5 separate regions of the Mus musculus genome follow, and regions 1, 2, 4 and 5 are each linked to region 3. A link is a loop called in an ENCODE intact Hi-C map of the cell type or tissue named here. Cell type or tissue: gastrocnemius. All regions are shown on one strand. Region 1 has its middle 18 kb from the start of Gm51657. Region 2 overlaps Slc25a36 (solute carrier family 25, member 36). Region 3 has its middle 51 kb from the start of Slc25a36. Region 4 overlaps Spsb4 (splA/ryanodine receptor domain and SOCS box containing 4). Region 5 overlaps Slc25a36 (solute carrier family 25, member 36).

Region 1 (5,000 bases), 250 kb after region 3:
GAGAGTCTAAGTAAGTTTGAAGTCAGGCAGATTGGGCCAAATGCCTAGCTCTGCCCATAAATGTGCATGAGTTACTACACACTATCTGAGTCTCTCAAGAACCTAAAGGTGAAATCAGACAACGCCTAAAACACCCGGCCAATGGGAAGTGACTGATAACGGTGCTCTTTGTGGCCCAAGCTAGGAAGTTGCAGAAACTGAATTCTGTGTTTTCTACCAACCATACTGGTATTTTTCATTAAAGTCACAGGAAAGATCCAAAGTTACGGTTGGGGTTCAATATATGCAGTGACGAGCCCAGCAACCGTTCTGGAGTCTGTAGTGTTTAGAATCAGTCTACATTCTTCCTTCGCTCTAGCTGTGTGAGGCTCTTTCTCAGTCTTTGATGGCACTGAGCCATTCGTTCTCCCCGCCTGCCCCCTGGTGATGAATGTGGAAATTGCAGCCTCGATATTCCACCTGCATCCCTTCGAGGAAGCCAGGCTCACGGTTGCTTCACGATGCCATCTAGTGACGTCTGCTGGCATTTTTGCAGAGCAGAAAAGGGAGTTCGTGCTTGGGAAAATGATTGAAGCTGCCATGGCTGGACCTCACTCCTCAGTTCAACATTCACTGGCTGCGTGACCGCGGGCATATTACTTCTTCAAATGCTATCCATCTCAAAGAAGTTTTATGATAGATACGATAACGGAGCTAAAAACACCTCAAAGGGTAGATGCTCTCTTTCTCGCAGGACAAAAATTAAACAGACCACGATTAAAGTTATCAAAACTGGATTTCTAAGCTTCAGAGAAAATAAAAGGTCTTGGTAGAATAGAATAGGGCACAGGGCATGAAGAATAGTCGGCGGGATTGTTAAACTATTCCCGGTGCAGTGAAGAGTTAAGACAACATTCCACAACTGACCTTGACCTTCAGGAGTGACCTCTGCTTCTGTGGCTAGGACTCAGCAGACTGAAGATGGATATGCCGAGAAATGAGTGGGTAAAGGATGGGTGTACTGCTGGGGCGGGGGACGTATGAATGAACAGTAGAGTGGATGAGTGGACGGATGACCTAGTGGGTGGGTGAGGGGCTAAATGAGCAGGTGAATGGGTAGGTAGGTGGACTAATGAACAGGTGACTGAATGGTTGGGTAGATGGATGGGTAAATGAGTGGGTTGGTGAATCAAGAGGTAAGTAGGTGGATGGTTGGATAGATGGATGAGCAGGTGGGTGAGTGGGTGGGTGGACAGGTAGATGGATAGTGGTAGATGTTCTAGCAGTACCAGAAAGGACTGTGGGCTGGATGTTCTAATCAGAATGCTGTAGAAGAGGCATTAATTAAAGTGGGTTGGGACCTGAAGGATGAAGAGGGACTTTGTTGAAGACCAGCTGGAGTCATGGTTCTCAACCTCCCTAAAGCTGTGACCCTTTAATAGGGCTCCTCATGTTGTAGTGAGCCCTTAACCATAAAATTGTTCTTCTTGCTACTTCATAACTGTAATTTTGCTCCTGTTATGAATCAGGGTGTAACTAACTGATATGAAGGACATCTTATATGCATTTTATATGAAAGGGCTGTTCAACATCCCCCCCGGGGGGGTCACAATGCACGGGTTGGAAACTGCTGAACTTGACCAAAGATGGGGTCAGGGTCTTGGCCTACAAGGGAAGGAGCCCATGGGAGCACTTGAGCAGAGGCTGATGTGGAAAAACACTGTGCACGGAAGCTAAAATGGCTTCTGTATACCAGAAACCAGCTCAGGTTGGGCCAGAAACCAGCTCAGGTTGGTCAGATGCAGAGTTCAGGCCGGGGTCCGGGAAATCAGTACTGAGCAGACAAACGGAGCATCTCACAAACGGAACATCTCCTGGCATCTGTGCTTCTCAGCCGGCTCCACTGGGGAGTTCTCTTTCATATTCAGCCCATCTGTGTGAGACTGTATGAAAAATTAAATATGCTTGATCTCCTGAATTAGAGTAATCTCCTGGTCAGGGTTAGATGCATTTCTAAATTCTTTCCTAATTTAATTTTTTTTTCAATGCCGCAAAGGTGTAACTTGCAGTAAATAACTTGTAAATAAGTAACTCACAACAAATAAAAGTTCATTAACGTTAAATGTGAACCTTTGGACAGAGGCTACTGCTCACAGATAGATGCTTTCCACCATATACAAGGCTCTGGATTCAGTCCCCAGCACGGGATAAACAAGCACCGGTCACATGACCGTCTTTATGCTTGGCTGCCCAAATTGTGGCACAGGCTGTCTGCAGCCTCAGGATGGTTCTTGAATGTCCCTTCCTAGTTCATACTCACTGTCAAGTCACATGCACTCTGGCCTTTGCCCCTGCTGTTTTTGCCTGTTCTTCATACGGGTGGGATGATTCATATATATGTGTGTGTTATGTTTACATATATGTACACATATTATATAAATCACATGTATATGTCATATATACACATATAAGCATCTCACACATGTTTACACACACACATACACACAAACACAACACACTTGGGTCTAACTTCTTTTGCTGATTATATATCTGTAAGATCAGTCCATGCTGGACATTGGGTTGCTGTCAGTTTGGGGCTACAGTGGAAAAGATTTTGATGAAATCACAAACCAGTCTTTTACCAGATGTCTATACTTGTTTCTCTTGATTATATACCTAGAAGTGGAATCTCCAAATTACACAGTTGGACTTCCATAAGTACTCACCATTTTAAAAAAATTATACTCAATTTGTAAATAATACTTAATGACCTAAGAACCTTAGCTACACTACAGGAGTGACATCTCTTAGAAGTGAACTTTCATGTATTGCTGAATGTGTGAAGGAATGCCAGAACTCACACCCAGAAACTGCAGAGGGAAACTGATTTGTCCAACTTAGCGTTAATATAGACCAAGTGGATGTGATTAAAGAAAGCTCCCTAAAATGGACAGTGCCCAGGGGTTGGAGGGATGGCTTGGCGGGTTAAGAGCTCTTGCTGCCCCTGCAGAGGACCTGAGTTCAGTCCCCAGCACCAATGTTGGGGATTTTATAGCCACCTATAACTCCAGGGGATTCAGCTCCCTCTTCTGGTCTTCTAAAGCAACTGCACTCATGTGGTACAAGCTCATACGGGCATACATACATATAAATAAAAGTGCATCATTTTTTAAGCAGACAATGCCTTTCAGAGTCACCAGTGTCTGAGCAAAGTCAGGCAGCTCTGCTCCCTCAAAATGATGCTTTTAGTAGTTGGCTCATGTTACCCCCCAGTCACAGGAGATCCATTCATATCAATAGGGTCCCAACTCACAACAGAAAGCCTTCTTGGCCTTCTCAAATAGCCCCTATTAGAGTGACAATACGCAAGCAAGGTGAAGCCTTCGTCGTTCGTTCAGCCTCTCAGGAAGCCTGGCCTAGAATCAGAGAGGCCTAAGGTGACTTCCCAGCCATAGCAGAAACGCCTCTGTACTGGAAAGACCCCACTCGGACCATTCTCCCTCGGACTATAGCCTCTGTTGGATGTCCAAGTGCTCTCCACTGCCCACTTTTCTTCTTCTGTGTGTTTCTTGGTCTGGGTTCTTCATGTCCCTGAATTTGTACCATCTTTGCATAGCTCCAGTCACTAAGGAGCCATCCTTTGTGAGGCTTATCCACCAGAACATGGAGTTCTGGGGACCTTGCTCTTGCCGTAGCCATAAGAGTTTGACCTCAGGGCTGGTGAGATGGCTCAGTGGTTAAGAGCACCACCAACTGCTCTTCCAAAGGTCCTGAGTTCAAATCCCAGCAACCACATGGTGGCTCACAACCATCCATAAGGAGATCTGACACCCTTTTCTGAAGACAGCTACAGTGTACTTACATATAACAAATAAATAAATCTTTCACAAAATGAGAGTTTGACCTCAGATAAAACTGAGTTTCTTTTCATAATCTTAGTCCCCAAAGCTGCTATGGACACACTTCTGTATACTCTCTGGCTCACAGACAACAAAGACTAAGTCTGTTTCTCATAGCTCTGGAATTGGGAAGTCCAGAATCAAGGCACATCAGTATATCTGATGTCTGGTGAAAGCCTGCTTCTTGGTCCAACCTTCTCTTGTGTCTTCGCTTGTTCTCGTTAGCTCCAGTCAGGGCTGTAATCCGTTCACGGAAGCTCTGTCCTCATTGGCTGTCAGTTCTCAAGGACAGGCTTCCACATATGTTTGGGGGGGGGGTGCAGATGTTCAGTCCACACAACCCCCCTTTGGAACATTAAAGTCCATCAGGAAAACAAAGGCGAAGATGAAGCGAGGAGATCCAGTTGGATCAGGATTCCAATTTGATGGCGGGATAGATGCACTCTGGGGGCAAGAGTCATCCGTGGGTAATATCACAATTTGGGGGGCAGAAATAGAGGAACAAGATATAGAAAGAATGTGCATGTATTGTGCATGCATGAACATGCAGGTGCATGTATGTGAATGTTCATATAGAGCCCAGCAGACAATCTTGGGTGTTGGTCCTCAGGTTTCATCTATATTTTTTCTTTTTAAATTTTGAACCATGGATTCTCACTGCCCTGGAGCTCATCAAGTAGTAGGTTAGATTAGCTGGCCGATGGGTTCAGGGGGGTTGCTTGCCTCTGCCTCCCCAGCACTCCGAGTTCAGGCACATGCTGTCATACCCACCTTTTCACATGGGCTCTAGGGATCAAACTCAGATCCTCATGTTAAGTACTTTACCAGCTGATCCATCTCCCCAGACCCAGCCACACAGTTCTGAAAATAACACACTCATGAATCCCTCTTGCCTGCATGTAGTCATTATTCAACACATTTGAGATCTGACCAGAAGCCTTTGGGTTATGATCACTTTACCTCAAAGAGTTTCCTGTGGTATATGTGGTAGAAAGACTTTGATCAGCTGTGGAGCGACTTTAGATCAGATATGGAGATTTCAGCTAATCAGCTCCAATCTGCTGTCCATCTCAGAGATGGAAAGGCCGGCCACGTAAAAGAGGGGAGCTTTGAGCTTTGAGC
Region 2 (5,000 bases), 81 kb after region 3:
CAGCCATCTGACGGGCCTGTCATGTCCATTTAGCAATCATTTCCCCATTAGTCACGGGGTTTGACCAGTTTTTAGAACCAACTGTGAAACTTTTCCTCTGGAGCAAGCCTCTGTCTGATCCAGTCGGAAAGCAGATGGGCATCCCCTGAAATAGGCCTGCCAGTGTTACGCCAGTAGGTTCATCTTGCCTAGCCAATCAGTATTGTGCATATTGAGTCCACAGCAAGTAAATCTGGTTGAAACTCCTTCCCCAGCCTTCTGCATAGCACTTTCTAGCACTGAGGGCCACTATTGAGTATTTGTTGGTGCTTCTGTTTCATTTGAAATGTGGATCTCCTACCAAAAGCAAAAGCTATATAATAGCTGATAATGAGACAGTCTAAATAAGAAAACTGCCCGTATTTTGGAGTTTTATGTGCTGCTTATTGGGGGATGATAGGTTAACCAAGCCAAAGTAGTGATTATTACCTGTATAGCTCCTTGTAAGGGCCTCCTAACAGCTAAATAAATGACCTCATAGCTAGTCTAGAGAAAGGACCATTGCTTAACCCAGTGACCTATGTCCAAAAGCGCTGAGCTGGGAGGCCGCAGCCCTATGGTGGTAGACTTCCTTAGTTACCACTGACCTCAGGTTTACCAAGAAAAAGTTTACTCATTCAACAGAGCTATGTTGAGCAAGTACTGCTTCATGTTATAAGATTCACCTGGAGTCACTGGGATTTATTTTAAATGGATAGATCAATGGATGATTCTTTTTTAAAGCCTGCTTTTGGTTTTTCGAGGCAGGGTTTCTCTGTATAGCCCTGGCTGTCCTAAGTGCTGGGATTACAGGCCTACACCACCACTGCCCTGCTTAAAGCCTGTTTTAATCAAGAACCAATAAGAATAAATCTCAGAGAATCTAAAATATAAGACTTGGGGGATGTTTTGTCATCTGAGAGCAGACTAGAGGCAGCAGTGCAGCTGAGGTATTCCATCTCAGCTCCTGTTGGCCTCAGTGGAGAAAAGGGAGAGTTCACTTTTTTTTTTTTTTTTTTTGAGATTATACTTCTTAAATAGCCGATCTTATCTGGTTGTATTAGTCAGGGTTCTCTAGAGAACAGAAGATTACAGGTAAAAGGCTTGTTGATAGTTTCTAGGTATAGGTCTGGATTAGCTGGGCAGTGCCGTTTCCTGAAGGTACTATTCCCTTTATTCCCCTTTGAATCAGACCTTTCCTTAAGCTTTTTTTTTTTCCTTTAAAGATTTATTTATGCATTTTATCTATGTGGGTGTTTTGACTATATGTACATTTGCACACTAGAAGAGTACTGGATCCCATGGGGCTACAATTACAGATGGCTATCAGCCACCATATGTGTGCTGGGAAGATCAGCCAGTGTTCTTAACCACCACCTTTCCTACCACCACGACCCTTTTTTGGAGATAGGGTTTCTCTCTGTAGCCCTGGCTGGAGCTCCCTCTAGGGACCAAGCTGGCCTTGAACTAAGAGATCTGCCTACCTGTTCCTGCTTCCTGAGTGCTAGAATTAAAGGCATTTGTGCTTCACCACCACCGCCCAACTAAACTTTTTAGTCTCTTTGAACAAAGAACTTGGTTCCACCTGGTATAACTGTCCTTTGAGATACTCGGCCAGAGTCTGACCAATACAGATGCAGATGTTCGCAGCCAACTATCAGACTGAGCACAGGGACCCCAATGGAGGAGTTAGGGGAAGGACTGAAGGAGCTGAAGGGGTTTACAACCCCATAGGAAGAACATCAATATCAACCAAACAGACCCCCAGAGCTCCCAGGGACTAAACCACCAACCAAAGAGTACACATGGAGGGCCCTGTGGCTCCAGCAGCATATGTAGCAGAGGATGGCCTTATCTGGCATCAGTGGGAGGGGAGGCCCTTGTCTTGTGGAGGCTGGATTTACCAGTGTAGGGGAGTGCTAGGGTGGGGAGGCAGGAGTGGGTGGATGGGTGAGGGAAGCACCCTCACAGAAGCAGGGTGTAGAGGGTGCAATGGAGGGTTGTAGAGAGGAAACCGGGAAAGGGAGATAACATTTGAAATGTAAATAAATAACCAATAAAACAAAAGCAATAAAAGAGAACTTGGTTCCAACATTACATTTCCTGGTGCTCTTTTTTTTTTTTCAACTGTATCTATATTTCTCTTTGTTCTGCTTGCCCCCTTTCTGCATAAAGTGATCACTTAGTCTGTCCTGAAATCTCCTTTACCAGTGATACTGACCCAAAACTCTTTAACCCCAGTCGCATTTTTAGGTGAAGGGAAAAGATCAGCCACGTATCACAAGAATGGAAGAATGTACCCTTTAGGGATAGCTACAGTGCCCTCATGCGGCACTGAAAGAGATTATATTTGGAAATGTAGGGACAGAGTGGCCATTTACCAAGCTGCTCCAAGGGAGTCTGTCAGGCATTTGTCTGATAGCTTTTCAGCTGGGCCTTTGTGAAATTGAAAAAAAAACTAATTATGATCCTTACTTTAAGATGCAGTATCATGGGCTGGTGAGATGGCTCAATGGGTAAGAGCACCCGGCTGCTCTTCCGAAGGTCGGGAGTTCAAATCCCAGCAACCACATGGTGGCTCACAACCATCTGTAATGAGATCTGACTCCCTCTTCTTAGTGTCTGAAGACAGCTATAGTGTATTTACATATAATAAATAAATAAATATTTTTTTTAAAAAGATGCAGTATCATAATTTAACACCTCCCTTGGCCTTTGGGGGTGAGGTTAGTTTGTTTGGTTTTTTTGAGACAGAGTCTTAATTATGTAGTTCTGGCTGGCCTGGAACTCACTGTGTAGACTAAGCTGGCCTCAAACTCATAAAAGATCCACTGCCCTCTGCTTCCCAGAGTGTTGTTGAGATGATGATGCACACAACACAGACAATGCCGACCCTCATTGTCTCATGTCAGTAACTGCAAAGGAAATTTAGCCTCCTTGGAACTGAATGTTCACAGTGTAAGACTTTGGGGTTTGATACTTTTTGAGTCTTGCTTGGGTCAACATTTGAGCATGGCATGGAGTTCCATAAAAGTAGGGAAAGAATAAAGAGTGCCATATTTAAGAAATACATATTTTGTTAACTTCGATAAAAATCTTCCAGTACTTAATGCCAGTAATATTTTCCCTTTTATTTGCAGGACTCGTGGGGAAAAGCAAATGGGTGCTTTTGAATGTGTTCGTAAAGTCTATCAGACAGACGGACTGCGAGGATTTTATAGGGGCATGTCTGCCTCCTATGCCGGCATATCAGAGACTGTTATCCATTTTGTTATTTATGAAAGTATAAAGCAAAAACTACTGGAATGTAAGACTGCTTCTATGATGGAAACTGATGAGGAGTCTGTGAAAGAAGCATCGGATTTTGTGAGAATGATGCTAGCTGCTGCCACCTCAAAAACCTGTGCCACAACCATAGCGTATCCACACGGTGAGAGAATAGCTGGGCCACAACCATAGCGTATCCACACGGTGAGAGTATAGCTGGGCCAGAGCAGTGCATCACCCTCTGGGGCATACAACACTCAGCTGCCATATAAGAAGATGCTGATCTTAATAGTAGTTTTAGGGCTGGTGAGACGGCTCAGTGGGTAAGAGCACCCGACTGCTCTTCCGAAGGTCCAGAGTTCAAATCCCAGCAACCACATGGTGGCTCACAACCATCTGTAACAAGATCTGACTCCCTCTTCTGGAGTGTCTGAAGACAGCTACAGTGTACTTACATATAATAAATAAATAAATCTTTAAAAAAAAAAATAGTAGTTTTAAGTCTAGTCATGCCATCATGTTTAAATGGAAAACAAGAAGAAATGTTAAAATTGTAATTTGCCCAAGGGTATGTCAGAAATGGATCCCAGATTTAAAGTCTTTAAATTACAAGGACCCAAGCAATTTTATATTATTTTATATTGCCACATTAAGCATGCCCACCAAAAAATTGCTTCTAATATATCCTGTATTCATCTTTACTATATTTATGAATATTATTTGTTCATCAGGCTGTATTTATTATATACCCTTATATTTTACTTAGTGTATATGGCTGTATTAGTTTGGTGTTTATCCAGTCTGACTGGTCTCAGGAAGCTAGCTATACACTGAATCACTGTCATGAGTTTATAGTGACAGATGAGCTCTGTGCTCGGTAAGGAGGAGGGTAAAAAGGTTGCAGTAAAATGATTTTCTTTGCTGGGCGGTGGTGGCGCAAGCCTTTAATCCCAGCACTCGGGAGGCAGAGGCAGGCGGATTTCTGAGTTCCAGGCCAGCCTGGTCTACAGAGTGAGTTCCAGGACAGCCAGGGCTACACAGAGAAACCCTGTCTTGAAAAAAAAAAAACAAAAATAAATAAATAAATAAATATTTTCTTTTGTTTTTCCTATACAGAAGTTGTAAGAACAAGACTACGTGAAGAAGGGACAAAATATAGGTCTTTTTTTCAAACATTGTCTTTGATTGTTCAAGAAGAAGGCTATGGATCTCTTTACCGCGGTCTAACAACTCATCTGGTGAGGCAGATTCCAAACACGGCCATTATGATGGCCACCTACGAACTGGTGGTCTACCTTCTCAACGGATAGCAGCAAGGGCTGCCATACTGCAGAGCAGGAAGACCAAAAGATCACAGTGGACCATGGAATCTTGAAGCCAGCCAGCATGGTGGACAGAAGACAGTAGTTGGGAAACATGTAACTACTATGGCTGAGTGGAAGTTTGGTTTTAGGAAGTAAGGTACCATACGACATTAATCTTTCAGTGAGTAAACCCTGGGCCGCCTCGTCAAGAATGCTTTGAAAAGCATTCCTTTCTCAAAATTGCCATTTTCTCTATTGTTCACCAGCTCCAGTTTGTTTTACTGGTTTATGACATTCAGAATACAGTGTTGATTCCATGAGCATTTTTGGTTGTTTAAACAAAATCATTCCTAAGTGTATACTGTACTGTAATTTTCCAAAGATGGTAGTGACAATTACAAATGACTAACT
Region 3 (5,000 bases):
CATTTGACTCAATACTCATTCATAATTTAGTCATAATTGCTATGCTCAGCAAACTAGAAATGGAAGGGAATTTATTTAACCTGATAAGATATGCCTATCAAGGTCTAGAGTAAACGTTACAGTTTATAATGAAACCAAAACATTGTTTTCAATCAGGACTAAAACAAAAATGCTCTCCTCTTGCCACTTCTCAGGGCTGTTAATTCAGGGACCCTGGTTCCACAAGTCAAAAAAAGAAAACATGCGTGAGGACTGGAGAGGAAAAGAAATTAATTTTCTCAGATAATGTGATTGACAACATAGAAAACCCATCTAAACAAATAATTAGAATCAATTAGTTAGCCAGAGAATTATAGAAGTAAAATCAGATTGTGGTTTGCTCTCAGTGGTACAGGGCTGGGGGACTCAACTGGAATAGAGACTTCTTTCATAAGCAATTGGACCTTTGCAAGATATATCTCTCGCTCCCCTCCCCTCTCCTCCTCCCCCTTCCCTTCACCCTCCCCCTCACTCCTTCCCTCCCCCCCCCCCCTGCATCAGAAAAGCCTTCATGGGAGCAGCTCTGGTTAAGAGATACGGATTTTCTCATTGGGCTTGCAGGAACAATAGAGAAGCAGCTGACAGGATACAGGTAACACAGTATTCTAGGAAAGAGAGCTAAGGAGACTTCTTGGGTTTGGAGAGCTCAAGAGAAAGGTATAGTCTACCTCAATCCAGTGACACAGATAGGAAGAGATTTATTTCTACAGAGCTAGCAGTTTGGAAGACCAGACTTATAAATAGTTATTTTGTATATAGTTAAGAAAATAGTGTTATCTCGTGGAGCTAGCTGAGTTTGGCCTCAGTTTATGCCTCCCGTGTCTTGATGTAAATATTGGATAATTTAAATGGTTTCAAAGGGCAGCAATGTCTGGACCCTTAGGAGCATAAGTGACTAGTACTTAAAGTTGACCAAGAATCTGTTTTCAGGAATGAGCTACCAAAGTGAGCTACCAAAGCCCTTGTTTCTCAATAATTCTAGGTGGCTCCCTGCTGTCCCAGGAGAAAGCATGACAAGGCACAAAAGCTGAGAAAATGGTCCCCATGATGAGGCCTCAAGACTTCTTTTCTTTGCCTCCCTCCTCCCGACTTCACTAAATAATTACCATATTTGACCCTCACCCCTGCCATGTACTGTCTGTCTCCCTGCCTGGGCTGCTCTGTCCTTCCTCAGTGATGACAGCCTTGACCCACAGGCTCCAGGATGTCCCCCGTGGCCCAGCAGAAGAAAACAGTGTCAAGTTTCTTACTGAATTCTTTTTCTTATCAATAAGGTGTGTGATCTAGTCTCGAACTCGTGGACTCAAGTGTTCATCCTGCCTGAGCCTCCCAAGCAGCTGGGAGTTGAGGTGCACACAGCACCTTGTATTGCTCTTCATGGCTGAGCTTTATCTGGGCTTGTTTTGAGATTTTGGGGCTTGCACTCACATGGGCAGAAGTTGTCACTAAAGCATAATAAAGCCCAGCTACGTCTGTTAGAAACTCCATAGAGATAATTCTTGCTTTTCCCAGGAAAATCAAGATAATCCGTTCTTAAACATCACTTGCCATTTTAAGAAGTTCTATAAACAGCCGTTGTTAGTATCACCAGATTGCTGCCAAACAGGAGTGTGAACCTGAGGCTGCCAAATATTCCGATGTTTACAAAAAACATAACTGGGAAGAGTTTCCACACATGTAATCAACTCCAATTGGTTTTTTTGTACTGAGTACTGAACCCAGAACTTTGCTCTTGCTGGACCAACATTCTACCACCTCCATATGTCCATAGCTAATAACTGTTTTGAAATACCAGGTGGATGCTATGAAGGCCAAATAGAAGATATCTGTCCAGGGTCCACCCAACAGTGACCTCTGCTCTAGATGTACAGTGACGAGGTAGTCTTTGACTCTCCGTTGAGTAGCTCTCTGTTAGCTAGGGCAATGAGATTTTCAGAAAATCTCCACAATTCCCCATTTTTCTTACACACCACCATCTTCCTTTTTCTACATTTCTAGACTGGACCCAGGCAATGGATGTGTGAAGTTTTCTTTTCCAGAATGTGACAAGTAGGGATCTACCTGTGTTTCTTCAAATTCACCACCAGAGGGCAGACCTGTAAAATAAAAATCAAAACTCATAGATTTGTTTTATTTTAATTTGCTGGTAGTTTCGGTGAAGAGCTTCCAGGGACTAACCATTAAAGGGATTTTGTTTGCATATCTGAATGTAAGCCTTCTACAATGTACGATTGGGATGGGAATGTGTGTGCCCTGAAGAAGCCATAGAAGACATGGGCTACATTTTGAAACAGGACACCTGAGGATTTTACACCAAAAACCCAATAGCAATAGCTTGGTATCGCTCAGCAGTACAACTCAAGACAGGCAGGAATCTGTTTATTTCAGGAAGGCTTACGAATAAATGTGAGGTGCTCTGTATGATCTGCCACAGTCACCTTTTTCTGTCAAATGGGTCTCTTAAAAGAACCTGTCCAGATGTGATCTCTTTAGGCAACAAATTAAATTCCTGGAAGAAAAGCCGAGTACAGAGCATAGAGAGAACAAAGTGGAATGTCTCGTGAACAGCTGGTGGCCATAGAGTGGCGGCCGTACAGTGGGCTGTGTGCTAAGGTTAGCAACTAGAACTCCAAGAAGCGGAGCTCTGTGTAACTCTGCATCGATTTCTGTAATGCGAATATTCCTGTGTTGACCAACTTCAGACTCCCAACGAGACATCACTGAACATCTCTCCAGGCCCTTCTGGCTTTTAGAGCCTCCATCAAGAAACCAGGTGTTATTCTAATGGGTCTGCTGTTATGTTACTTGGTCTTTATCTTTCTTTGTTCTGTGCATTCAGGTCTATTTGTTGCTCTGTATGCCGGTTTGTTTTCTAAAGAGAGAGAAAAGGAAAACAGGAAGTTGCGTGTGTGGGAAGGTGAGAAGGATCTGGGAGGAGATGGGGGAGGGGAAACCATGATCTGAATATATTGTATGAAAGAAGTCTATTTTCAATTAAAAAGTAAATAATTTTAAAGGTTACATGAAGACTACCCATGTAACCCAACAATTCTTTTAGATATATGCCCTTAAAGAATTCGATAATTTATGTCTATTCAAGAGATTGGACATGAATGTTTATAACATCATAATTCATAATAGCCAAAAAATATAAGCTGGATTGAGAACTGCAAACAAAATGTGATATATTCATACAATGAAATATCATAAAGAGAATGAAGTGGAAAACGCTAATTCAGTTTCAAAAAAAATCCACTGTGCACAAAAGGCTACATCAAGTATGGTCCCAGAAACCCCAAATAGGCAGGCCAAAGAAATGGAAAGCAAACTTGGTTGTCATTTGGGAGGAAAGGAGAGGGCGTGGCTAGCAATGGGTGTGGTTTCTTCTTAAGGTGGTGAGGATGTTCTGGAATCAGTGGTGATGATATAAAACCTGAAAAAAAAATCCACTAAATTGTACATTTCAAAATGGTGGAGGAAAAAAATGGTGGACCTGAAGGGTGTGAATCATTCAGTTGTTTTATGTGTGTGTCTATAGCTTTTACTCTCTACTTCTCCCAACTTTGACATCATGACTTACTTGGTCAATTGCACTGTCTTTCCATCCCAACCTTTCTTTCACACAAAGCCTCCTAATTGGACAACCAGCCTCCACTCCCATCCTCTATCATAGATCCTCTTTCTCGGCTGCCTGCCAAGACGAATGTCAGCCCTTCACTTTCATGTGCATGTGTTCATGTGCATGTGTGTGCGTGTGCATGTAGGCATGCATGTTCTGCTTTCTCTACTCTCACACAGAGCACCTCTGATATAGGTATGCAGATTTCTCCCCACAATAAATTCCACTTCGCCTGTAGACACCAAGTTAGTCTTGTACACACAATCCAATTCTGACACTGCTTATTTACATAGAGTGTGCGTCAGAACCCCATACATATAGGATTCAGTCCTACCTTAGATGTCAATCAAAAGCTCGGGCTTCCCTCAACCCCAACCGACCAGCCAAGGCTATGGTGCCCTTTCCTCAAGCTTGATTAGAATGTCGAGTAAACACTGGGAACCACCTTACTTATGCTTGCCTTTGTATGATCAAGAGTGTCAGAAAGCCTGGAGAGGATAAGAGTAAGTTATGGGAACAATAGGCGACACATGCCCTCTTCAGCCAGTCAAATCATTGTCCACTGCTAATTCCTTCAGATTCTGGGTTCTTTGCCCTCCCCAGACAGAGAGGGTGGGGCTGAAAGTACCACTCCCAAGATGGCAAGGTTAGTTAGATAAGCAAACCGTATGTGGAGGCTTTCCAAAAGTTACCTCAAACATACTCAGGGGTGGTTGAAAGGGGCATAAAAGAACACAGATTTCTGTTGCCTTTAATGGTCCCATCACTCAGGAAATTATTGGACTTTTTAAAAGTTGGGATGTAGAGGAAAGATCTTTAAGAGACCAGAGAAGGTCTGGCAAGATGGCTTAGCGGGTAAGAGCACTGACTGCTCTTCCAAAGGTCCTGAGTTCAAATCCCACAACCATATGGTGGCTCACAATCACCTGTTATGAGATCTAACACCCTCTTTTGGTGCATCTGAAGTCAGCTACACACATATATATATACACGCATATACATATATATTCATATTAGTAAATTTATTTATTAATAAATAAATCATTGGGCCTGAGCAGAGGTCCTAAAAGTTTAATTCCCAACAACTACATGAAAGCTCATAACTATCTGTACAGCTACAGTGTACTCACATAAATAAATAAATAAATAAATAAATAAATAAATAAATAAATCTTTTTAAAAAAAGAGAGAGAGAGTGAGAGAGATCAGAGAGGAAGAGTGTGTACTTATCAGGAAGTCTCCAGACATGGCCTCCACACAGTTGTTCTTCTTTCTTCTCCTTCCTCTTCCCCTTCCCCTTCTCCCTCTCCTCCTCCTCCTTCTTCTGTTCCTCCTTGACTTT
Region 4 (5,000 bases), 200 kb after region 3:
AGGGCACGGGCATTTTAGCAAATCCCCACCCTAAGAGATCAAGCTAAAAACACACTGGTTGCTTAAGATGAGAGCTGATCAGGAAAATCCACGGATGTTGAAAGGGCTCTTTCTCCAGCAGCTTTCAGTCAGTGAGGTGTCGGTGAAATAAATAATCCTGGCATTAAGTAATAAGCCTCACCCATAAGGGAATGATTAGGGGCTGAGTGAGGGATACAGGCAGTGAGGGCTGTCAGCTTGTGGATAGGACCAGTCTCTATGGGTGCAGCGTTACAGGGGCGGCCCTTGTGCAGGCAAAAATGGTCCGGGGTAAAGATGTTCCAGGCACACCAGACAGGAGCAATGGTCGGAAGGCCAGACAGTCCTCACTTCTTGGGGGAGGGGGAGGAAGACAAGAGTCTGGCAGGAGGGAACTTGTAGGTGGATTCTATGAGGGGAGCCTGCTGGAGCCAGCCAGTGACCCGGACACTGCCACTCTGTGGACAGCTCCTGGGTGGTTCCCCCTGACTGGCCACAGAAGCCTCTTTGAGGCCTCCCAGGCCCAGCTCAAGGATCCCCTCGGCATGGCCCCTGGTGGCTATTGCTTTTGGCAGCCGAGGATCTGCAGGTCCGTTAGAGGTGACGGCGGCGTGGCACAGTTGAAATGCTGCCAGGTCCCGTGGTCTGCACACAGGTGGCCGGTGTCAAGCAGGCCATGCTGTCTGCGGACCTCACTGCCCAGACCTGGGCAGGCTTGTGAGGCATCCTTGGAGCCTACACAGGCTGCGTGGCTGGCCCAGCACAAGTGAGCCTTTGTAGCCCTGGTTTATGAAACCAGCCACATATTTCCCCGTCACTTTATGAGGTGCTAGCTCTGCCCATGCAAGCTGAGGAAAATAAAGCGTCACATGATTTGTACCGCTACAGTCTGAAGTGAACCAGTGCTCCCTTGCAGAAGTGCTGTGCTCTCGACCAAGGCCTTGTGGCTCTACTAGGGGGAGGGGCAGACTCAAGATTTCACCCCTGGCGGGACACTCCTGTCCAAGCCACTTGGTGGAGAACAGAGAAGAGACAGAGGCAGTGAGACTGGAGGGTGGTGTCAGGTAAAGAACTTGAGACTTTAGCATCGTGTTCTCAAGGCTGGCTTTCCCACAGGTGAGGGAGGCCCTTTTACCTTTTAAGAGATCCGCAAGGCACCTGGTGGGAATGCTCTTGCAAAGTTTACCACAAGGTAAAGAGCATTCCAGAAGGGCTCTGGCCTTAAAATACCTGGCAGGAAGGGCTTTGCCTTGCAATTGAAAAGGATTAGTTTCCTGAGGTGTGTCTATAGGTAGCCACCCATACACTGTGAACTGTGATTTCTGGCCTCCCCTTATCTCCTGCTCCTTTTGTCTTTACCTGTCACTGGTCGGGTACTTCCTAAGTTACATAGAGTATTTCACTAGGCACCCACTTGCATTAATCTGTCCTGTGTGCCTCAAGAAAGCCCTGTGCAGAGTGCGTGCACACACACACCCCCATCTCCCTACTCCACCCCCCACAGTGCAGAGATTTGCTTTGAGCTCAGAGATAAGTGACTTGCTCCAGACACACAGCTAGAATCTGGCAGAGCTTCGCCACTCAGGGTTAGAAAGATGGCCATAGGATGGGGACCGAGGATGCAGCCTGGTGGTAGAGCTCTTACCTAGCGCGTGCATCTCCCTGGGATGAATCCCTAGCACAGAAGTGGGAGAGGAGGGTTAGTGTAGAGGAGATGAGGGGACCATGTATAAAAACCCCAATTATAATTCAGCGGCTCGCTACTAAAGCGATACTCAAATTGATCATAGTTATAGATTCTAAGTACCCTTTGAGCTGAAACCGAAAAGCATTTGCATGGGAGCAAATCCAAAATGCCCACTTAGAATAACACACACCGCTCAAGGTAACTCCTCATTGCCACCTGGTGGCATTGCTTTTGCATTGCAGGGGCGTAAATACGAGCAAAGACAGCTACACCTCAGCCTGGAGCCAATGGGAGAGACCCCCACTTGAAAACTGGAGCCCAAAGTTCCCATTAGTGTTGTACCCTGGCCACAGCAGTGGAGGCAGGCTACCCCTTCAGCTTCCTGGGTGGCTCATCTTTAGCTATGCAGCCCTCTGTCGACTGACCTCGCTGGAGTCTTCCTCCAAACCCAGAGCTCCCTTGACTCTTCATTTCCTTCCTATGTCACAGTGAACAGGAAGAGAAATGTTCAGGCGACGGGCTTTGAGGCTCCGGTGGTGAAGGCCGTGGAGGGTTTTCACAAGTTCTTAACCCCTTTCTAAAAGTCACACTAACTCTTCCAACAGTGCCCTTGGCCTGGTCCTCTTCTGCTGTCCTCTGATCCCAGACCCCTTAGGTCACTTCGCATCCCATTCCCCTTGTGATGGTTAATCTAGATAGTCAACCTGGCCAAGATGATGGCAAGAACCTAGAATTCACAGAGCTAACCTCTGAGAGGGCCTTTCCAAACAGGACTGGTAGAGCAAGTGGGAAGGGAGGCCCAGGTAGGTGTGTCACTATTCACTAGCCCAGAGGCTAGGCTGGAACCGAAGGGGAAGAGAAAGCTAATAGTCAGGCGACAGTCCCACTCTTCCAGAGCCAATGTGTCTGTTGCCCCCTGGACCCAGTCTTCCAACACAGACACAAAGGCAATGACTATGTCTGCCTCTAGAGGGCAGAGCAGGGATGCTACCGTACTTCATCAGACTCACCTGTGATTCTGTAGTTCAAGGTCAGGGTCCAGAGCAACCTGGCACAGAGGGGGATATTTTTTTTTCTCTTATAAGGAACAGAACCCATAACCCGCAGAGCCACAGTTAAGAAAGGAAAAGGATGTGTTTTCTGGAAGACTAGTGCTAGGCTAAACCTTGTTCCGGCCTCTCTGCCTGACGTCTGTTTTTCTCTCTACTATAGCTCCGAACAGTTCTGGCCTCCCCTCCCTTCTGGTTCATTGAGGCAGCTTACTGAACTTCAAGCTACCATGCTCTCAAAACTACAATAAAATGCAATAAAATGACCCACGGAGAGGCTGCAGAGATGGCTCAGCGGTTAGGAGCACTGACTGCTCTTCCAGAGGTCCTGAGTTCAATTCCCAGCAACCACATGGTGGCTCGTGACCACCTATCTATCTATAAAGGGATCTGATGCCCTCTTCTGGTGTGTCTAAAGACAGCGATGTACTCACACAAAATAAATAAATAAATAAATAAATAAATCTTTAAAGAAAGAAAGACCCATGCAAATATAGTGTTCCATATTGACCTTAGATTGTCTGCCCCAGGAACCCATTCAGCACGATTGGAATCAGATCCCCAAACAACTCTGGGCCCTAAGGAACCTCAAGTTTGCATCAGCATTGCCCAGTGTAAGTCCTATAGGGCACACTGATTAGGTCCCTTCGGTCACATGGCCACCCTGAACCAATCCCCGTGGCCGCTGCATTGGAATGTGCTGGTTTGCTCAACTTCTTTCAGGGCTGAGAGGAAGTCCAACCCAAGTCACCCTTGAAGGCGCCTGCAGGAGTGAGACTGTGAGGAAGCAGTGGGCAAAAATCATAGAAAGCCATCAGTAACCGACATAAGGGTTAGCAGGATAGACGTTTATAAATGGTTTACATTGTATTTATTTACATTATAAAACCACAGTGAAAATCTAGGCTGGCCTTGGCAGTGCCATTTCATTCATCCAAAGGGTGGCTTTAGAGGTAGAGGAGATTGTCTGTGTTCTGTAGCCTGCCTCCTGCTCTCCTGGCTGTCAGTTTGAACAGTCTAGTTGAAGACACATCCCCCAGGTGTCCTTACTTAGAGACCTAGGAGGGAGGGATTTCCTCAGGCTTGTGAGTACCCCCCCAGAAGTGCCTGACATCTGCACCCCATCCTAGAGGCTCATGATCTTCTTCCATTCCCTCTTTTGGTCTCCTGATGGGAAGTGAAGATTTGTGTTTGTTCATAGTGGCCTCTCACTGTTCTACCCCACTAAGATTAGTGTTAAGCCTTCAGATAGAGTGGGATCTACTGGTTCAAGCCGGTAACCCTAGCAACTCAGGAGGCTGAGGCAAGAGGATCACGTGGATCAGGCCCACCAGAGACTCAGAGAGAGTGCCAGCCTAGCCTGCATAACTTAGTGAGACCACATCTCAAAACCAAAGCTAAGAAAGACGTCTAGGGGTGTAGCTCAGTGACAGAGCCCTTGCCGAGCACAGGAGGAGCCCTGAGTCTGATTTCCACTACCGGAAAAAGAAAAATCCCTACACAAGGTCGAGGTGATTAGGTTCTTAGAGACTCATGGTCCTGAGCCTTGTCCTAAAGATGAGGTCTAAAAATGATCTGGGTCTTAGTTGAGTCACATAATGGATTAAATTATAGAAACCAGGGACCTAGGCTTGGTAGTTCTTTCCCATGGATGGATGGCTACCACAGGCACCCAGCAGAGAGGCAGCTTAAGTGAAGACCCCCACCACCTTCCCATGGGCATTCTTCAGAATGAATTAGCACGGGGTCACAGACTCATGAAAAGCCCATAAGCTCGAATCTACTGGGTTTAATTCCTGCCAAAGGGGCTTGCTCTTCCCCGTGCCTGGCTCCAGATGTTAATAATCTACTAGCCTGGCATGCTGATGAGGCCAGAGGTGGGATGAGAGCAGGAGCCCTAGGGTCTGGGTGGATGATCAACAAGAAAAGCAACTGAACAATGAGTGCACTATCCCTGCAGAGGATTGTAGAGGTTGTAGGATTGCAGCTTTCTGTTCAAAGGCCACCAGGACTCATTCAGAGGTCCTGCCTCAAAGAGCCCCCAGCTCACTGGGGCAGCTACCGAGTTAGGATTGGTCAGATGAGCATTAATAAAGGGTAGGCAGTGCAGTGAAGAGAGAATGACCATCTGGGCCCCCGAGAGAGAACTGTGGAGGGACACACGGCAGGAATACTGGAGGGGACATTGAAGAGACTGCTTGGTGGAGAAAGCCATGAAAGGCTTGTCAGAGGAGGGGTCAGGTCAG
Region 5 (5,000 bases), 57 kb after region 3:
CTCAGAGATCCTCCTGCCTCTGCCTCCTCAATGCTGGGATTAAAGTTATTGCTACCACAACCTGCCCAGTAAATGCTCTTAACTATTGAGCCTTGTCTACAGATCCATCCTGCAAAGACCTGTTGGGCTGCTATAGCAAAACACCATAAATCAGGTGGCATCTAAAAAGTTAGCATTTATTTTTTCCAGTTCTAGAGACCAGATGTAGTGATGGCAGATTACATGCCTTCCTGGTGAGGCTGTGTTTCCTCAGACTCCATCCCCACTCTGACCTCAGATGGTAGGAAGAGCTGGCTAGCAGGGTCTTTTATGACACCAATCCCAAACATAAAGCTTTGCCCTCAATATCTAGTCACTTTCCCAAAGCCCAGCTACTGTTACCTTAGGTAGTAGGATTTGAACCTATGAATGGCAGGGACGTTTTGAGACATAACCCCTGTGAGAATTCGTTCTAGTGGATTGGAAAACCAGGAGAATTCTTAACTATCAAAACAGTATTCTTGTTGTTGTTTTTGTTTTTTCTCTTTGGTTTTTCGAGACAGGGTTTCTCTGTGTAGCCCTGGCTGACCTGGAACTCACTCTGTAGACCAGGCTGGCCTCGAACTCAGAAATCTGCCTGCCTCTGCCTCCCAAGGGCTGGGATTAAAGGCGTGCGCCACCATGCCCAGCATTTTTTTTTTTTTAATCTGTGCTTTTAAAGAGTCTCCTGGTTACATTGAGCTTGAATTATTCAACTGTGCTGCTTATTCAAGAGGTTGGTAAAAAGTACTAACGTAGTTGACCACTGGCATGCCAGAAATTTTCTCTTATGTACATAAGCAAATACAAACAGCTCCTTAGAGGTGGGTAAACTTACTAGACAAACATAAAAGTAGAAGAATTCTAATTGTCTTATAAAGCTGTTGAGTTAAACAAGGCTGTAGATGCATAGATGCATAGAATATATTTATTTTCATCTTATTTCTCTAAGTGATCTTGGCTATTTTACTCTGCTGGTTCCTTTTCCTCCCTGGTCCTTCCTTTCTTTTCCTTCCCCTTTCTTCCCTTCCCTCTCTTTGTTCTTTCCCTTTCTGGGTGGCAGTGTTTCGCCATGCAGGTCTGCAGTTCTCGGTTCCTTTGCCTTAGCCTCAAGAGTGCTAACTTATGGATGTGTACCAGTCTACCCAACAACTGCCTCTAAGAGTCTGTGTCTGTGTCTGTATATGTGTGTATTTGTGTGTATGTGTGTGTGTGTGTGTGTGTGTGTGTGTGAGAGAGAGAGAGAGAGAGAGAGAGAGGTTCTACCTGCCCATATATCTGTGTTCTGTATGCATTTTGGGTACCATTGGAGAGCATTGGATCTTATAGAGCTGCTGTTACATATATTTGTGAAGCTCCACATGGATGCTCGGAATTGAACTTCGATTCTCTGGAAGAGCAACCCGTGCTCATATTCATGAAGCCATTGTTCCAGCCCCTGCCTATGGCCTATGAAGTATTAAAATACACATTGATCCAGGTAGTTTGACTAAGAAGAGATAATTGAGGTTACTTTGGATGTACCAAAGGTATTATGCTGTTTATAGTTCAGTAAGATTCATAATCTAGAGATTTTTTGATGCTATAATGATTTTTAAATGTTCTTTGATCTCAAACTTGGCTGTTCTCTCCATGGAATAGCCAGTGAAGAAAACAGTGACTTACAGAAATAACTTTAAAGTATGATTTTTAAGTAGTGAAATGGTCACATTAGCAGACTAGTTGACTGCCACACTACATTCCCTCTGACTCAGGGCCATACCACTGGGGTAGAGGAGAAAAGCACTGTGAGGAGGGAGGGAGGCAGGAGATCCTGAGGGCCTGCATTAAGGCTCTTGCAGTGTGCTGCTGAGAAGCCTGTCTACAGCCAGGGAGACTTAAGGCAGTTAATTTTTCTTTCTGGGTTGTCATTTTTGTGTCTTTTGCTCTTTGAGACAAAGTCTGCTTTGTATCCATGGCTAGCCTGGAGTTTGCGATGTAGACCAGGTCCACTTGACTCTGCTTCCCCAGGGCTGACTGAGGCCCTGTCTTTTTCTTTTTCTTTTCTTTTTCTTGTTTTTCTGATAGTTGTCAGAAACCCTTGAGCCCTTTTCTCCTTCTTGGTGATTTTTAACCTAGAACTTCCTGCATGGGTAATTAGAGACTTTTCAGCTAGTTTTGATTCCAGAAACTTCCTCATTTTGATTCTGCAAAGTAAACCAAGAGCCTCATGCTTCCAGCCTTCTTTTTTTTTTTTTTTTTTTTTTTTTTTTTTTTTTTTTTGGATTTTCGAGACAGGGTTTCTCTGTGTAGCCCTGGTTGTCCTGGAACTCACTCTATAGATCAGGCTGGCCTTGAACTCAGAAATCCACCTGCCTCTGCCTCCCGAGTGCTGGGATTAAAGGCATTCGCCACCACGCCGGGCTCAGCCTTCTTTTTATCTTGAGACAGGATCTCACTAAGTTGACTTAGCTTGTCTTGGAACACCCTAGCCTAGGTGGGTCTTGAGCTTGTGATCCTGCTAATTCTTGCTATTTTTGTAAAACATGATTATGTTGGTTATGCAAAATAGTATTTCTAAAATGTTTAAAATGTTGTCCTTTAAAAATCTACTTATTGATATGAAACTGGAGAAGTGGAGTAAGGCTAAAATAACATAGTATTGGGGTTTGGTTTTTGTTTTGAGATAGGGCTAGCCTAGATTTGTTTGAACTCACTGTGGAGCTGAGGGTCACCTTGAACTTGTGATTCTGCTTCTGCCTCCCAAGAGCTAGAACTGTTAACCCTGTACCACGGCTCCCAGGCCTTTCCATTAATTAATTATTTGCTTAGCTTAGAATACTTATGCCATCCACATCTTACATTCGCATATGAGATAATACTGCAGATTTAATATATTTTAGCTGTGTTCATGTTCATTTTGACATAGAGTTAAGTGCATTGCAGCACAGTGTGGAGTCATGATGCCATAAAATAAAATACCTTTGGGGCTGGAGAGATGGCTCAGTGATTTAGAGCACTGACTGCTCTTCCAGAGGTCCTGAATTCAATTCTCAGCAACCACATGGTGGCTCACAACCATCTGTAATCAGATCTGATGCCCTCTCCTGGTGTGTCTGAAGACAGCTACAGTGTACTCATATGAAATAAATAAATAAATAAATAAATAAAATAAAATAAAATAAAATAAAATACCTTTTTACCCAGTGGTGCTGGGTACTCAGGAGGCAGGCAGTCTGACAATCTGATGTTTTTCTCTTCTTTGTGTTCTCTCTGGCTATCAAAGTCTTTCTTGTCTGCAGTTGAAAAGATTGTGATAGTGCATCTGCATTCAGTGCATTTTCTTAAATTTGAACTCAGGTTTTTGAGCTCATCAGGGAATTCAGCTCCTGCCCAGGAGCGTGGGTGAGTGGGTACATTCGTGGGTGCTGTGAAATTAGGGCTCAATACATGCTAGACAAATACTATCAGGAGCCTTATCCCAGCTGTATTCCCTTTAGAAAGTAAGATTTCTGTCACAAATACTGGCTGCTTCTGGAAAGATTCTCGTTGGGTATTTACTTGTGGACATAAACATATTAAATGTTTTTGCATAGTGGAAATGCATTCAGCTCCAAATACTTCATATGTTGCTAATTTTCACATTTGGCTTTTGTCCTAGTTTGCTTTCTGTTGTATGATAAATGCATGACCAAAAGCAGCTAGGGCAAGCAAGGGTTTGTTTGACTTAACCTGTCCTAATCACAGTAGATCACTTCGGAAAGCCAGGGAAGGAATTCAGGTAGGGCAAGAACCTGAAGGAAGGTGTGAACTCAAGCAGAGGCCATGGAACACTGTTTACATTGCTTACTGTCCATAGGCTACTGATTTTGCTTTTCTAAACAACCCAAAACCATCTGCTCAGGGGTGGCACCACCCACCATGGGCTAGACCCTCCCACATCAGTCATTATCAAGAAAATGCCTCTACTTGCCCAGACATGCCCAGAGGGCAAGCTGTTGAAGGCGTTTTCCCATAAAGGTTCTCTCTTCCTATATAACTCTAGTATCAGATTGACAAAAGACTAACTAGCATAGCTTTTTAAAGATTTGTATTCTTGAGAGTTTCATACATGTGCAGTGAAATATATTTACTACTAATAAACCTCCCTCCAACACCCCCATATTCCTCTCAGTACAGTCCCCTAATTTCATGCATGCACACACACACCCCATCTAGTTGGGGCTACCTTTCTGTGCATGGGTGTTGGACCATCCACTGGAGTGTGGAAATTGTTCCAGTAGCCACAGCACTCAAATTTTAAATGTAATTTTCCTTACTCTAGCAGCTGTCAACTACCAATAGTTCTTCAGTAAGAATGGGATCTGGACACTGTTGCATATGCCAGAAAGATTTTGCTGAAGAAGACCCTGTTATAGCTGTCTCGTATGAGGCTTTGCCAGTGCCTGGCAAACACAGAAGTGGATGTTCACAGTCATCTACTGGATGGAACACAGGGCCCCCAATGGAGGAGCTAGAGAAAGCACCCAAGGAGTTGAAGGGGTCTGAGCCCTATAGGTGGAACAACAATATGAACTAACCAGTACCCCCAGAGCTCGAGTCTCTAGCTGCATATGTAGCAGAAGATGGCCTAGTTGGCCATTATTGGAAAGAGAGGCCTCTTGGTATTGCAAACTTTATATGCCCCAGTACAGGGGAATGCCAGGGCCAAGAAGCAGGAGTGGGTGGGTAGGGGAGCAGGGGGTTGGGGGGGGAGGTATAGGGGACTTTCAGGATAGCATTTGAAATGTATATAAAGGCGGGACGTGGTTGCGCACGCCTTTAATCCCAGCATTCGGGAGGCAGAGGCAGGTGGATTTCTGGGTTTGAGGCCAGCCTGGTCTACAAAGTGAGTTCCAGGACAGCCAGAGCTATACAGAGAAACCATGGGGGGTGGGGGAGAAGAAATGTATATAAAGAAAATATCTAATAAAAAAAAGAATGCGGTCTGGAGATCATCTACC

Evidence for each region. Hi-C counts contacts between places; a loop is a spot of excess contacts. Peaks named below come from ENCODE experiments on the same cell type or tissue, not always from the same donor. Only the 100,000 strongest peaks of a DNase experiment are listed, where the experiment ranks them.
Region 1: a loop joins it to region 3, with 6 times the contacts of the local background. A loop is called at or near these places in 29 of 42 quality-filtered maps.
Region 2: a loop joins it to region 3, with 5 times the contacts of the local background. A loop is called at or near these places in 18 of 42 quality-filtered maps.
Region 4: it touches region 3 in a loop (4-fold over the local background); 5 of 42 quality-filtered maps call a loop at or near these places.
Region 5: it touches region 3 in a loop (3-fold over the local background); 8 of 42 quality-filtered maps call a loop at or near these places.

The regions. Positions count from the first base shown.
Region 1 is chr9:96,912,274-96,917,273 of GRCm38, reverse strand. No RefSeq gene overlaps it. Among named protein-coding and RNA genes, the nearest start is that of Gm51657, 18 kb to the right of the region's middle. In gastrocnemius, no CTCF peak of the experiment used is centred here; DNase peaks (open chromatin) are centred at 105, 450 and 2,224.
Region 2 is chr9:97,078,641-97,083,640 of GRCm38, reverse strand. It overlaps Slc25a36 (solute carrier family 25, member 36), which reads left to right. Exons shown (of 7, transcript NM_138756.4): 6 at 3,159-3,448; 7 at 4,402-5,000. The coding sequence ends at 4,595. Among named protein-coding and RNA genes, the nearest start is that of Gm19325, 26 kb to the right of the region's middle. In gastrocnemius, CTCF peaks have their summits at 1,449 and 2,338 (motif pointing left); no DNase peak of the experiment used is centred here.
Region 3 is chr9:97,159,819-97,164,818 of GRCm38, reverse strand. No RefSeq gene overlaps it. Among named protein-coding and RNA genes, the nearest start is that of Slc25a36, 51 kb to the right of the region's middle. In gastrocnemius, a CTCF peak has its summit at 2,110 (motif pointing right); no DNase peak of the experiment used is centred here; H3K4me3 peaks cover 255 bases; H3K27ac peaks cover 483 bases.
Region 4 is chr9:96,958,109-96,963,108 of GRCm38, reverse strand. The region is part of intron 2 of Spsb4 (splA/ryanodine receptor domain and SOCS box containing 4); the gene reads left to right. Among named protein-coding and RNA genes, the nearest start is that of Gm16010, 54 kb to the left of the region's middle. In gastrocnemius, CTCF peaks have their summits at 1,926 (motif pointing left) and 2,667 (motif pointing right); DNase peaks (open chromatin) are centred at 614, 1,602, 1,938 and 2,652.
Region 5 is chr9:97,102,781-97,107,780 of GRCm38, reverse strand. The region is part of intron 1 of Slc25a36 (solute carrier family 25, member 36); the gene reads left to right. Among named protein-coding and RNA genes, the nearest start is that of Slc25a36, 5.8 kb to the left of the region's middle. In gastrocnemius, a CTCF peak has its summit at 3,103 (motif pointing left); no DNase peak of the experiment used is centred here; H3K27ac peaks cover 1,215 bases.